Linked DNA regions of Homo sapiens: all the other regions are linked to region 3. A link is a contact called in ENCODE Hi-C or POLR2A ChIA-PET data. All regions are on one chromosome and are shown on one strand. The core of a region is the stretch at or near the end of the contact, and the rest is flanking DNA. Distances in the headings are between cores, read along the strand shown. Region 1 overlaps CT69 (cancer/testis associated transcript 69). Region 2 overlaps LOC101928277 (a long non-coding RNA gene). Region 3 has its middle 100 kb from the start of LINC03002.

Region 1 (4,252 bases), core at 587-3,086, 180 kb after region 3:
AACAAACAAAAACACACAAACTCCAAGAGTATGGCGGATGCCTAGGCTGCATCTCCTAGACAGCCAGAGGTCACCATCACTCCCCTACCTGGAGATGACTTCAAAGCAACTTGAACGCTGTCTGCATAGCTTCCTCCCATGCCTCATCTGGACCTCCTTAACACTGGCTTCCCTAGCTGTGGTCTTAAAAGCCACACAGACCCATCTCTACCTCCACCTCTCCCTTGCCTGTTGTCAGTTTTCTCCTGGCTTTTCTTACCACCTGGTGCTTGCTATACATGTGTTTCTTCCTTTATTGTCTGTTCCCAACTAGAACGTAAGTTCCATGAGGACAGGATGTTGACTTGTTGATTGCTATATCCCAACTTCTTAGAATAGGGCCTGGCATATTTGTAAAATAAATAAAATAATAAATACTGAGAAGTTTAGACATTATGATGGACCACAGAAAATAGTTGGTTTGGGCAGGTGATTCCATAATGTGCCCCTTAAATTGTACCATGGACATCTCTGACTAAGCTTAAGAAAGCCTTCAGTCAGACCTTAGTAAATCTTAAACTTTTCTTTTTTATTAAAATGAAGAACATTGATAAAATCAGTCATTTCCTTCAAGGCTTCTGACTGATTTCCATTAAGGTTGCTGCCTCTACAATATTTCTTTGAGTGACTGGTAATGACCTCCTTATAAACTCTCAGACAATAGAGAATGCTGTATGCATCCATATTCATTTATTCATTCATTTAATTATGCAACAAATATTTTTTGAGTAGTTACTATGAACTAGGCAACATTCTAGACCCTAAGGGTATAGCAGGAATCAGATAGTCCCTGCCTTCATGAAGCTTATATTCTAACAGGGAGAGAGACAGACAATTGGGAAATAAGCAAATTGATATATATTTTGAAGGATAAGAAATGCTATGGATACTGTCACATTGGAGATTGAAAAAAAAAAAGAAAATTTAAAAAAAGAAATGACGTGGAAAAAAACAGAGCAGAGTAAGAGAGCTGCGTGTGGTGACCTGGGGAGATTTAGGGAAAGGCATTTGAAGAAATAAGGCAGTTAGGTACTGCAGAAATGGTGGAGAGTGTGTGTCTTGGAGGGAGGAAGCTCCGGGCACAGGAGATCCAACAAGAAGGCCCTGAGATGGTGGCATGCTGGGGGTGTTCTGAGACTAGCAAAGGGGCAGTGTGTGGGAGCTGCCTGGGAGAAGGTTGTAAACCTGGGGCCAGTGTGTGTGGAGAGCAGTGAGTGCAGAAGGAAGCGGGTGCTTGATAAATTAGAGACAAATAACAAGGGAGCAGCCCTTTTAGGGTCTTGGAGGCCACAGTGGAATTCTTTAATCAGAGTGAGGAGGGTTCTAAGAAAAGGAGCAGCATAATCTGATTTACTTTTTGAAAGATCACTCTAGTACCTGGGTAACAATAGGCTATGGGGGTGACAGCCTCTGGAGAAAGACAAGGCTGGGCACAGTGGCTTATACCTGTAATTCCAACATATTGGGAGGCTGAGGCAGGAGAATTAATTGAGGCCAAGAGTTCAAGACTAGCCTGGGCAACATAGTGAGACCCCATCTCTATTAAAAAGTTTTAAAAATGAGCCGGGTGTGGTGACATGTGCCTGTATTTACTTGGGAAGCTGAGATGGGAAGGATCCCTGAGCCCAGGAGGTCAAGGCTGCAATGAGCCATGATCTCGGCATTGCACTACAGCCTGGGCAACAGAGCAAGACCCTGTCTCTAAAAATAATTAATGCTGCTATTGAGAGAAATGGAGAGAAAGAGGGAAGTCACGGATGGATCCAAGCAACTGGCTTAGGACATAGTTACCATGCACTGAAATGAGGAAATGGGAGGAGTGTGGGGGTTGAGGAAATTGGGGTTTGGGGCACACAGTTATAAAGAGCCAAACTCATTCAACGTTTTTAAGCAGCAAAGGAATGGAGCAGCATTCAGAACTGTTGCAAGAAAGCCAGAGAGCCAGCCTTGGAGGCCATGCACCCAGGAGCACAGCCCAGAAGTCTCCATGGCCGCTTCCCCTGACACTGCACGGCCACTGGGCAGAGGCAGCCAAAGTCTAGGCTGACACTGGAAAACAAACACCAGAACCACCGCCCCTGCTGCCAGAAGCTCCAGTTGTCACTGTCACCTCCCAAGTAAAAAATATAAATAAAGGACTCTGTATGGTTTCTACTTTTCAGTTCCCTCTTCTGATATGGAGTACCTGATGGGCAGAGCCTGGTGTGGGGCTGCAGAGGAGCCTGGCTCACCAGGCCTCTGCTTTCCACTGCCAGGGTTTGAGAGCAGAGCCCCAAACAGTTATTCAAAATGGCTTTGCAAACATGGTAACCTTCACAGATATTCTTGCAATCACGGTTTTTGCCTGTTACTACTCAGTGAACAATTCAATGTTTTTTAAAAAAAGAATTTGATTTTTTTCCCCTCTATATCCATCTCTAGACTGACCAGGTTTCTTGTAGACTAGGTGCGCAGTCTTTCGCCAGACTGCGTAAAGGCCTGAAGCAGGGTAATAAAACTGACTTCCCTGTTTGAGAAATAGTTCTGGGAGAAAATGTGAAGATACTTGAAATCTGTAGATAAATTCAAGAAAAAAATTAATGATAGTCTTTAAGCATAGGAGGGAATATACAGCAAGTAAATGATAAATGGATAACTAACACTGCTTAGGTCGATATGAAAAAAATTGGAAATTTGGAAAATCCTGGTCTAGTGTTCCTTAAGAATAATCATCACTAGATTAATTAGAAAATATTAATAAGGAATTATTAACTATTTGTTGCTACATTTATTGAGGGGTTAGCAGTTGCAATGAACTGAAGGTTTTTGTCCCTCCAAAATTTATATATTGAAATCGTAATCCCCAAGGTGATTAGGCAACAGGGCGTTTGGGAGGTGATTAGGACGTGAGGGCAGAGCCCACAGGAATGGGACTAGTGCTCTTGCAAAAAAGGCCTAGAGAAACCCCTGGCACCTCCTGCCGGTAAGAAAGTGCTGTCTGTGAGGAAGTGAGCCCTCATCAGACACTGAATCTGCCATCACCTTGATCTTGGACTTCTCAGTCTCCAGAACTGTGAGAAATAAATCTCTATTGTCTACAAGCCGCCCAGTTTGGGTTTTTTGTTATAGCAGAATGGACTAAAACACCAGTGCTAAATAATGCTGTGTTCAATGCTGATTTTCAACATCTCATTTGATTCTCACAATAACCCCAACAGGCAGGACTAGGCTCAGAGAATGTAACTACTTTGTCTTGCTAGTAAATGGTGGGGGTCCAATGTCCTAAGCTCTTGGCTTCAAAACTATATGCCCCAAGTTAATCTCTAGCGAGATATAATGTCTAGTAAGGAGGAAAGGAGAGGACCTGGGTGATCCACAAACTTAACAATCTGCCCTGAGTAATCTCATTAAATGTGTATTTTAACTTTGTTTTTAAAGTGTCATTAACGTGTTCTGCTAAATCTTCACTGCTGGGAATTCATCCTTATTTACCTACAAAAACACACATATAGGTACAAAGCTACATTTTCCAGTTTTCGTTGTGAGAAGAAAAAACCTGGAACTCTAACATCATCATTTAGGAATTTTTATCAAGTTTCATGAATTATGAAATATCTATATGATAGAATACCATGCATCTTTTAAAGGTATGGGAGTATCTTTAAGATATACTTTCAAGTTAAAAATATCCAGATGAAAAATAGTGGATATAGTGATTCCATTTGTGAATAAATACACACAGATTTTTATGCTTGTAGATACATTAAAAAATTCTAGAAAGATATACAAATACTTGTGGGAGAAAGGGGAAGTTTTATAAAGGTCAAGGAAGACCTTTACTGCTCAGTTACTATCTGTTCGTATGGTTTCAGTTTTCTACCTTGCGTATAGATAGGTAACTTTTTATTCTTATTTATAATGAGTGTTTTTAATCAACTCTGTATGTTTGAAAGATTGTTGAGCCTTTTGAAAAAATTCATTTAGGTCTTTATATACTTCATTTTAAAAATTATAAAGCTGGCCAGGTTTGGTAGCTCATGTCTATAATCCCAGGACTTTGGAAGCCCAAGACAGAAGGATTACTTGAGACCATGAGTTCAAGGCTAGCCTGGGCAACATAGTGAGACCCTGTCTCTAAAAAAAAAAAAAAAAAAAAAAAAAAAAAAGATGAAAAATTAGCCACATGTAGTGGCACTTGCTTTAAATTTAATTAATTTTAAAATTTAAAATTAGC
Region 2 (4,689 bases), core at 1,195-3,694, 180 kb before region 3:
TCAAAAAAAGTATCAAAGGACTGAAATTCACGAAGTCACCAGATCCAGACAATGAGATGCCTGACCCCTCATTCGTCATGATTTCTTCTTTGCCCCTCCCTAGTTCCTGTTTTCTTACACATTGTTACATTTTTCTCCCTGCTATATAAACCCACGTTTCAGTTGATAAGGGAAATGGATTTTTTTTTTTTTTTTTGAGATGGAGTCTTGTTCTGTCACCCAGGCTGGAGTGCAGTGGTGCAATCTCAGCTCACTGCAACTTCCGCCTCCCAGGTTCAAGCTATTCTCCTGCCTCAGCCTTCCAAGTAGCTGGGACTACAGGTGTGTGCTACCATGCCCAGCTAATTTTTGTATTTTTAGTAGAGATGGGGTTTACCATGTTGGCCAGGCTGGTCTCAAGCTCCTGACCTCAGGCAATCTGCCTGCCTCAGCCTCTTAAAGTGTTGAGATTACAGGCATGAGCCACCATGCCTGGCCAGGGAAATGGATTTGAGACTGAGCCCCCATCTTCTAGGATGTAGCACCCAATTAAAGCCTTCTTCCTTGGCATGTCATCATCTCAGTGATTGGTTTTCTGTGCAGCCAGCAGCAGGACCTAGACTGAACCCTTGGTGTTTCGGTAACAACATCAGTGTGATTGATGTCCTCATGAAACCAATGGAATCAGAATTTCCTAGAAATCTTTACAAAGCTTTTGCTTCTCTCATGTTGTATTCTTCAGTCCATGGTGGTTTACATTTGCCTCTTTTATCATCTCTTTTAGTCTGAAAATTTTCTGTTTCTCGTATTAGTGCTTTCAAATAGATTGCCTATTGGATTATTTTCTCATTTATATAGCAGACTCGGATTGGATGGGGGGATATGATTAAAAGACAATTACATATATTTAATACTTTTAGAGGATTTATACAGGAACAAAAATCAGAGGAAGACCTACAAGATTTTCTAATTTAAAAATTTTTAATTATTCTAATAAGCATTTCATGCTCTTAGCTCTTTACTATGAAGAAATGGACTGGGAGCCAACAGATCTGAGTTCCTGTCCCTGCATTGACAAATAATTCATTTTCAGAGCCTGTTTCACAAGCCATGAAATAAGGGAACCATTTTATGTAGAAAGTAGCTTCAAAACAGCTGGGATGAATAAAGTACTTTATTACCTGGAGACTTCAAACACAGTTTTTTTGCTGTGGCCCATAATTTGATAGTGTCTAATTGCATCTAAAATCCAAGTTTTCGGCCAGGCGTGGTGGCTCACACCTGTAATCCCAGCAATTTGGGAGGCCAAGGTGGGCGGATCATGAGGTCAGGAGTTTGAGACCAGTCTGACCAACATGGTGAAACTCCATCTCTACTAAAAATACAAAAATTAGCTGGGCGTGGTAGTGTGTGCCTGTAATCCCAGCTACTCAGGAGGCTGAGGCAGGAAAATCGCTTGAAACTGGGAGGCAGAGGTGGCAGTGAGCTGAGATCGCACCATTGCACTCCTGCCTGGGTGACAGAGTGGGACTCCGTCTCAAAAAAAAAAAAAAAAGTTTTCTGCGATGGCATCTAAGCATCTTTCTGTTCCAGTCCTGAACTGCCTTCCACATCACTTCCCACCCATCTTCTTGGGCCCTGATCCTTTATCACATGCTGTACTCTCAGGACTCCTGACCTTTGCTTCTGCTGTTCCCCCTGCCTAGCATACCACACCCATTTCTTTAGAAATCAAAGGCCCATCTATCTCCTTCAAAACTCAGATCTAGTGTTTCCTCTTGCATGCAGCTTTTTCTAACCTCAGCAGAATGAATTTCCCCCTTCCCTTTGTGCTTTCTCATAATGGAACATTTATCATATGGGATAATTACTTGTTACATGTTTTGTTTTCTATTTAATACCTCCTAAGTTTTGACTGAAGCTTGTCCACATGCTTGGTCACAGAACTGTCCTGGGAAATTCCCTGATGAATTATTTCAAAAGCAACCAAAGTGTCCTAACTTGATGGTAGCAGGGGAAAAACAAGGATCATCTCAGTGTGGCTGAATGAAAAGCAGTATCTATCTGGATCTTCATAAATGATGGAATTGATTTGCCACACCATTTGGTAAAGGCCTGAAGCCGTGGTTAACAGGGTTATTTTGATGAAAACTTGAAACAAAAAACACTCAAAGGACAACAGCCCCGGTGGCCCTTGAGGCAAATGATTGATTCCTGGGGCTATGTTGGAAAGTTTGGCAGAGAAGAGACTGAAATATGCTGTGGGGTGAGGAGGTTGTAGGAGGGGGCCCCACTGGGAGATTCTTGGGCTTTGGAAACATGGGGGAGAGAAAATGGTCCAGAAATGTTGTCTTGGGAAATTAGGGACAGCAGAGCTAGGGATAACAGCATGTCTAGAATACGCTGATAAATTTCCACTAGATGACGCTGTTTCCTCATTTGGCGAATGAGATTTATTACCCTACCCCTACCGGCCAACCTAAGCCCCGGACCACGGACCACGGACCACAGAGGCGTGAGAGCCTGGAGGCCTGGGCTCTAGTTCCAAATCTGCCCCTCCCTGGAATGAGGCCTGGAAGGAACAGACCTCCAAGATTCCCTGAGATTCCTCATTTGTAAAACAAAGAAATCCTCAACCAGGTGCTTTCTAAAACTTCTCCAATTACTTTTTAAAATACGTTTTATTTTTCCATTTTAATGAAAACTGTGGGGATATGTATTGCCTTTTATGTAAATATATACTTGTCATACAGAAATATCAATTTTTATTTAACCAAATCTCATTTAGATAATTAGACTCTGTAAAGCATACGGGGCAAGAATCAAATGAATAACAGTATACTTGTACACATTGGTATGCCTCCTGGGCCTAAACATTTCCCATTTATGTATGCAGTGAATTGTAGAGCTGGAAAGAATCTTAGAGGTTATACAAATAGTTCAGTCTTTTACGTATCTAATATCTAAACATAAGCTTCTCCAGGGGAAAAATTCTATTATTTTTTTTTCCATGATGAATTTTTTTTAGGGTCTGTAGTTGTAGAACTATGTCCTTGTGCTTGAGGCCAGCTCTATACTGAGTTCTCTCATGCAGGTTATCATTTGACGCACGACTTCCGAAGCTCGCTTAAGTCATAACTGAATCATTGAATGACATCAAACACCTAGCTGTTGTGTTTGAGCTCCTTTTTTTTTTTTTTTTTTTTGCCTACTCTTGTGATATGGGTCTGTCCAGCAGTGCTTCTCTCTGTTTGCTTCAGATGTTTTCAGTTATATGGAAATTAAACTCCAAGGGAAGAATATGGGGTGGATCAAATTCTGTAACTGTGTCAATCCCTGCCCCCTCCCCAGAGGACACATCCAGATCCATGTCTCTGCCTCGTGTTTACCATCAGTGGAGCCCAGATTGTTTCAACACATAGAAAGACCCACTGCTTTTCCTGGCAAGTCCTGAAGGTCATTTGTTTGCTGCTTTTTACGGTAATTGCAACAACCATTTATCCCCTTGTAAACAAATAGTGTGCTTCTAACCTATGTACCACAGTTAAAACGTTATCCCAGTAGGACAAGAGAGTTGCTGACAAAGAGAACTGGCAACATAGGGGGGAGAAAGAAGCAAGGCGTAGTCTGTCTCTTACAAATGTGGGTCATATATATTTCTGTCTGAAGGAGATGATGGACTTCAATTTTGTTCTTCCAATTCCTTTCTATACCCCAGTGAGAACAGTTTTTAGTACATATTTAAGTTCTTTTGCTTTAAGAAGAAAGATAAGAATGATAATAATCTCTGAATGTACCAATCCGCTGTTAAACCCCCTCCACCACCCACCAAATAACTCCTCTCACTAGATCAGTTCAGCCCCAGGGTTCATAGTTAACAAGGCTTCATTAGGGCTGAAAAAAAAATTGCCTTTGCTTCCAAACACGGGTTGAGCTCTGATACGGCCTCAGCAGGGAACAGATTTCCCCCTTTTATCTCTTTGCTTCACTGGTGTGTAATCTTGTCTTTTGGAACGGTGGTAATCAGAACAAATTACCTAGAGTGGGGAATAAAAAGACTTCACAGTCATTGTGGGTAATTTTTTGTTTTCTTTAACAATTGGTACCTTCCTTTAGTAATTGAAAATGATCCAAGAAATCTCTATGTACTTCGTAAGACTTTCCTAAGCGTGCCAGCTAAAGCTTTTAAGGTGGTAGAGATGGTTTCAGCGAGGGCTTGGAAGCTCCAAAAAACCAGAAACTTGCCTTGTTGCCTGGGTCCCTCAACAGGGATGGCCAGAGTTTCTTGAGACAATTGCTGCTGTGGTCTGGAAAGAAGCAGAGCCATGAAAGAGGAGAAGGCTTTGTGGCATGTCTAGGCCCAAATTCCAGATGCAGAGTTTAGTGTGAACAGCGTGTCCCTCCCAATCTTGAGAAGAAGATAAAGAATGGTGCTCCTCTAGGATCTGCCCTCGGTTTTTGTTGGGGGCTCCAGTCCCACTAGACCTGGGTTATTGTCAGAAAGGCAGCCTCACAGTACCTCTGCCACTCAGTGGGGGTCTCTGCGCCTGCTGCTTCATTCATCATCCCCTGCCTCTCCCACGTGCACTGGAAAATGTTATTTGCTTCTTGAGGTTCAGAGAGATGAAGAACATGCCTGAGTTCACTAGCATGAAGCAAGTGTTAGAACCTCTGAGAGACTGAAGGGTTGGGGGTGAGGGTTTATGACAT
Region 3 (4,153 bases), core at 1,140-3,639:
TGCTGTTCTCCTTGCCTGCACTACTCTGCCCTGAGACCTTTGCATGCCCAGTTCCTCCTAAGTGTATTATCATCTTCTTAAGAGGCTGGGTGGCCCACCCTGACGACACTATCCATCCATAGTGCTGCTCAGTACAAAAAGGTAAAGAACAAGTGTGAGTGCAATTTTAGATGCTCAAGTAGCCACAGTGAAAGCACATAAAAAGAGGTTAAATCCTTCTTCATGATATTTTTATTTAATCCAGTATATCTAAGATATTTTCAACGATTAGTATAAAAATGTTAATGAGATAATTTTCTATTCTTTTTCTCATACTAAGTTTTTGAAATTCAGTTCATCTCTTACAGCACATCTCAACATGGACTGGACACATTTCAAATACTCAGGAGGCACATATGGCTAGTGGCAACTGTATTGGACAGCACAGATCTAAAACAAACCCTCACCTCCAGCCACTCTCAATCACATCGCCCTGCTTTATCATGATTGTAACGCTTATTAGTGTTTGAAATTACCTGGCTTATTTACTTGAACATTATTCCGCCTTGTTCTCTATCTGTACCCTGCCCATGAAAAGTAAAGTCCAAAAGACCAAGGGCTTCATTTTATTCTTTGTTGTGTTTTCAAAGCTTAGTATATTGCGAGTTTTCAATAAATATTTATTGAAAGTTAAATGAATGAGAAACAAATGTAATGTTAAAAACAGTGGAATCTGTATGTGGCTTTTACTGTTTCAGTTTTCCCTCCCTTGTGCGATATTTCAGATAGATGATGAAATGATAATATCAACCCCACAAGTGTTACTCCCCTTCCTCTCCATTTCCATGTCCCAGTGTAACTATTGGGCATTGTCTGTGTCCTATATTTTTTCTGGTATGAATTGACTTATAAAGAGAAAGCATTTTCTGATCTACTTTAGACCTAGTCTCAAGTTAGCATTCAACTCACACTAAGCAGGGAAAAAAAACAAACATCTGGACTTTCTCTTCTTTCTTCCATTAACCATTACAAGATTTTTTCAGACAGTAGTCAAGCTGTAACTTGTATTTATTATCTTTTTAGCCAATGGGAGGAAAACCAGGATCTGTGATCAGTTGCAGGCCTTGGAAACTTCCAAGACACCCAGAGTCCTGGGAATTTCCCTCCATTGCCGCTCTGGAGCTGACCCAGGCTTGCCTGCTACTGCGGCTGTATGTCACAGTAGGCAAGGGTTCCAGATCTGTCTGTGCTTATTGCCTCCATCTGTAAAGAATAAACTACAATTATTGCTTATTCCAATATAAGGCTATAGAGAAAATAACAACAGAGTACTTTATGCCCAGTAATGAAAAGCATTGTTCGTGGCCCTACAAAGCAATGGGCATTGCCTTAGTAATTAAGCTTATGTTCCATGCACAGATACTACAATTAAAAACTTTCAGAGTCTTGGAGGGTGGATCCATACTATAGGCAAAGGATAAAAAATAAGTAGGATTTGAAAAGCATGCTTACTCTTTGTAAACTTAGAGAACTTTGAGAAAAGAGAAAAGTTTCTGCAAGCTAGTTTTGGCATTTAATTACATTAGCGTACAACTATTCCTTGGTGAGACAGAATGAAGAGAACCTTGACCCAATTCAGTCCCACCCCTTCCCTATCTTCTCCTCTCTTCTTCCCCTGGTTATCTTTGAAATTATACTCCAGGATAAGCCTGGCTTTGGTTTATCTGCAAACAAAAGGGCTGTCAAATTTAAGAATGTTATGTTTTCGCTTCAGAATTCATTCATTCATTTAAAAATTATGTTGTACACCTATGGGAAATGCAAATGTAAATAAGACCTTAGAGGGGCTTACATTTTAGCAGATTGTACATTCATTAAACAATTTAGTTATTCAATTACAATCGTAATGGGTGCCTTGAAGGAGAAGAATCAGGTGGTATGAGAAGATTTAAGGAAGTCCTGATTGAGACTTTCCTGTGAAGGTGGCCCTTCAGCTACATTCTGAAGGAGAGATACGATTTAGGAGATGAAGGGGGTGAGGAAGTTTTTAGGCAGAGAGAGAAGCACATGTCAGTGTGTTGAGTCAGGGAATAACCTGGCATAATCAAGAGACCCAGACATGGCCAGGGTGGACCAGCCAGCACCCCAGAGGGCTCCCAGATGAGAGGCTAATGAAGCAACAAGAGCCAGAGCCCAGAGCCTCTGCCATTCTCCCCAGTGGTGCTTCCTGTTACAGAATTGAGAGATCCTCTTCATTCATTTCCCTGACACTTGCATATTTAGGAGGTATCTGACATGTGACGCACTGAAAAGTTGTGGCTTTGCTCATGTGCTATAAGCAGTAGAGACACAATTCCTTCTGCTTCTGTCTGGAACATATCTCAGCTGACTCATCTGCTGCAGTAGCAGACAATGAGCACCAGGGGGCAGAAAGCATTCTTCTGTGTTTGCTCTGGTAGACCACAAAATGGTGAAATGTGCACTCACTTTGACCTAAAGTATTAAACAAGGAATTAGCTACTACCATGATTGGAGGTCATTGCCTTTCTAATCTTACCCAAGCATTACACAAGAAACCAACAAAACTCTTGGTGAGTTTATTGAGTATGATTTAATTCACTCTGAATTAAACCAGGAAGCGTAACTAACATGTCTTAATGAAGCTGTGACTGTCACATGATGATGGTTTAGAAAGAAGAGGGCCATTTGAGGGGATGTCTCAAAATATTGTACTAGGGAAACAAGGAAGGACGAACCATAGAAGCACAGTCTTCAGCTGTCTTCCAAGACTGTTTCCAGGTAGAAATGAGAGGTGGAAACCGTAAGAGAGGTGCAGAAGGTCTTAAATATGTAATTGGGTAGGTCAATGCAATTTGAGAGTTGATAAGCTATTAATACGAAGACAATGTGACTTTTGGCAGCTATGTTTCCAACAAATGATTACCTCTGGGGAAAACCGATAAATAAACAAGGCTTCTCATTACAACAAATTGGTCATGGATTGGGTGGTATTAACCTCACACTAATCATGTCTTACTGATTGATGCAGATGGAAGTCTCATGCCAGTCACGAGTCAAACCAAATAATTAGCAGATGTCACCAATGCCGATCTGCTGATGTCTAAAAATGGAACAAGTGAATCAGCAAACTATTTAGGAAAGTAAGGCTATGCCAACCATTCTGTCATTAAGAGCCTTGTAAGGGCAATATGGTCTATGTGTCATCAGGGTCCCTCAGCGTGACCATGAAAAAGAAAATGGATACCTATATGCTAAACATAACTATAACCATTGACTATGTGTATAAATACCATATTATGTAGATTATTTTTAAAGTCTCAAAAAGTACTTAAAACTAATTACTAGGACAATGCCTCCCTGTTATTATTGTTATTGTCACTGTCATCATCAAAAGCAAATGGCACTGGTTAAAGTGAGGCATGATCTTTTTTCTCTGGAAGTACATACTTTGATAATAAAATACTAATACACATGAATGTAAGAAATATATAAGTAAATATACATGGAGCTAATATAGAAAAGCCTAACACAGGCATCACTGAAATAAGAAAGGAAAGTTTGATTTACTGAAACTTAATAGACATACTTATGTGACAGTTATTATGCTGGGCACTTTATAAACATTGCTATATTTATATTTCATAGCAATCCTGTGGAGTTGGGTTTACCATTACCTTCATTTTACAATAGACTTGGGAAAGTGGAGTAATTTGTATAGCAAGTGGCAGAGTCAAATATGGAAACAAGTCTGTCCGTAGGGACCTTTGTTAATATTGGTCACCCAACATCCATCTCCACTTCCTATCAACATCTTCCATTTCCTTTGGAGGATTTGCTTTTCCCCCATTGTGGAGAGTTCTAGTAGATCAGAAAATTCAGATAATCTGTTCTTCCTCAATGAAAGTAAAGAGTAGCCTCTGGACAGATTCTTTCTGTTGAAAGGATCTGGAGGGAAGGCCTTCTAAGATCTAAGCCTGGTCAACTGGACTTTCAACCCAGATACAAGGAGGGAAGAAACTGTTCCTGCCAAAAGTCTCTTTCCTTGTTCCTATTCTACTTCTGGAACTGCTCCTTCAGACTTCCATTGATTTGGTGTGTTGTGGTCACCAATATCCTTCTAATAAATTGAATCATAGTTGCCCATACCAAAGAA

What was found. Hi-C counts contacts between places; a loop is a spot of excess contacts on that map. ChIA-PET counts read pairs that join two places held with the same protein, here RNA polymerase II (POLR2A). Pooled maps may share reads with other maps.
Region 1: a map of K562 shows a loop between it and region 3 (4-fold over the local background). The contact joins two enhancer-like sites. A Hi-C loop is called at or near these places in 8 of 168 maps with a recorded cell type or tissue (CD14-positive monocyte, HepG2, K562 and 4 more), 2 of 37 single-sample maps with no recorded cell type and 5 of 50 pooled maps. POLR2A ChIA-PET finds 5 or more read pairs at or near these places in 5 of 52 experiments (AG04450, BJ, MCF 10A and 2 more).
Region 2: a map of psoas muscle shows a loop between it and region 3 (6-fold over the local background). The contact joins two enhancer-like sites. A Hi-C loop is called at or near these places in 66 of 168 maps with a recorded cell type or tissue (A673, B cell, CD4-positive, alpha-beta T cell and 40 more), 34 of 37 single-sample maps with no recorded cell type and 46 of 50 pooled maps. POLR2A ChIA-PET finds 5 or more read pairs at or near these places in 6 of 52 experiments (AG04450, HEK293T, MCF 10A and 3 more).

The regions. Positions count from the first base shown.
Region 1 is chr6:134,456,860-134,461,111 of GRCh38, reverse strand. All of the region lies in intron 2 of CT69 (cancer/testis associated transcript 69), which reads left to right. All of the region lies in intron 1 of LINC01010 (long intergenic non-protein coding RNA 1010), which reads right to left. Among named protein-coding and RNA genes, the nearest start is that of CT69, 20 kb to the left of the region's middle. Within about 2 kb of position 1,836, at least 2 of the 41 ENCODE cell types and tissues checked have a DNase peak (open chromatin) inside an H3K27ac peak, as active enhancers do; they include CD14-positive monocyte and psoas muscle, where a contact is called at or near this core.
Region 2 is chr6:134,820,831-134,825,519 of GRCh38, reverse strand. The region is part of intron 2 of LOC101928277 (a long non-coding RNA gene); the gene reads left to right. Among named protein-coding and RNA genes, the nearest start is that of ALDH8A1, 130 kb to the left of the region's middle. Within about 2 kb of position 2,444, at least 5 of the 41 ENCODE cell types and tissues checked have a DNase peak (open chromatin) inside an H3K27ac peak, as active enhancers do; they include IMR-90, dorsolateral prefrontal cortex and psoas muscle, where a contact is called at or near this core.
Region 3 is chr6:134,639,372-134,643,524 of GRCh38, reverse strand. No RefSeq gene overlaps it. Among named protein-coding and RNA genes, the nearest start is that of LINC03002, 100 kb to the right of the region's middle. Within about 2 kb of position 2,389, at least 11 of the 41 ENCODE cell types and tissues checked have a DNase peak (open chromatin) inside an H3K27ac peak, as active enhancers do; they include CD14-positive monocyte, IMR-90, dorsolateral prefrontal cortex and 1 more, where a contact is called at or near this core.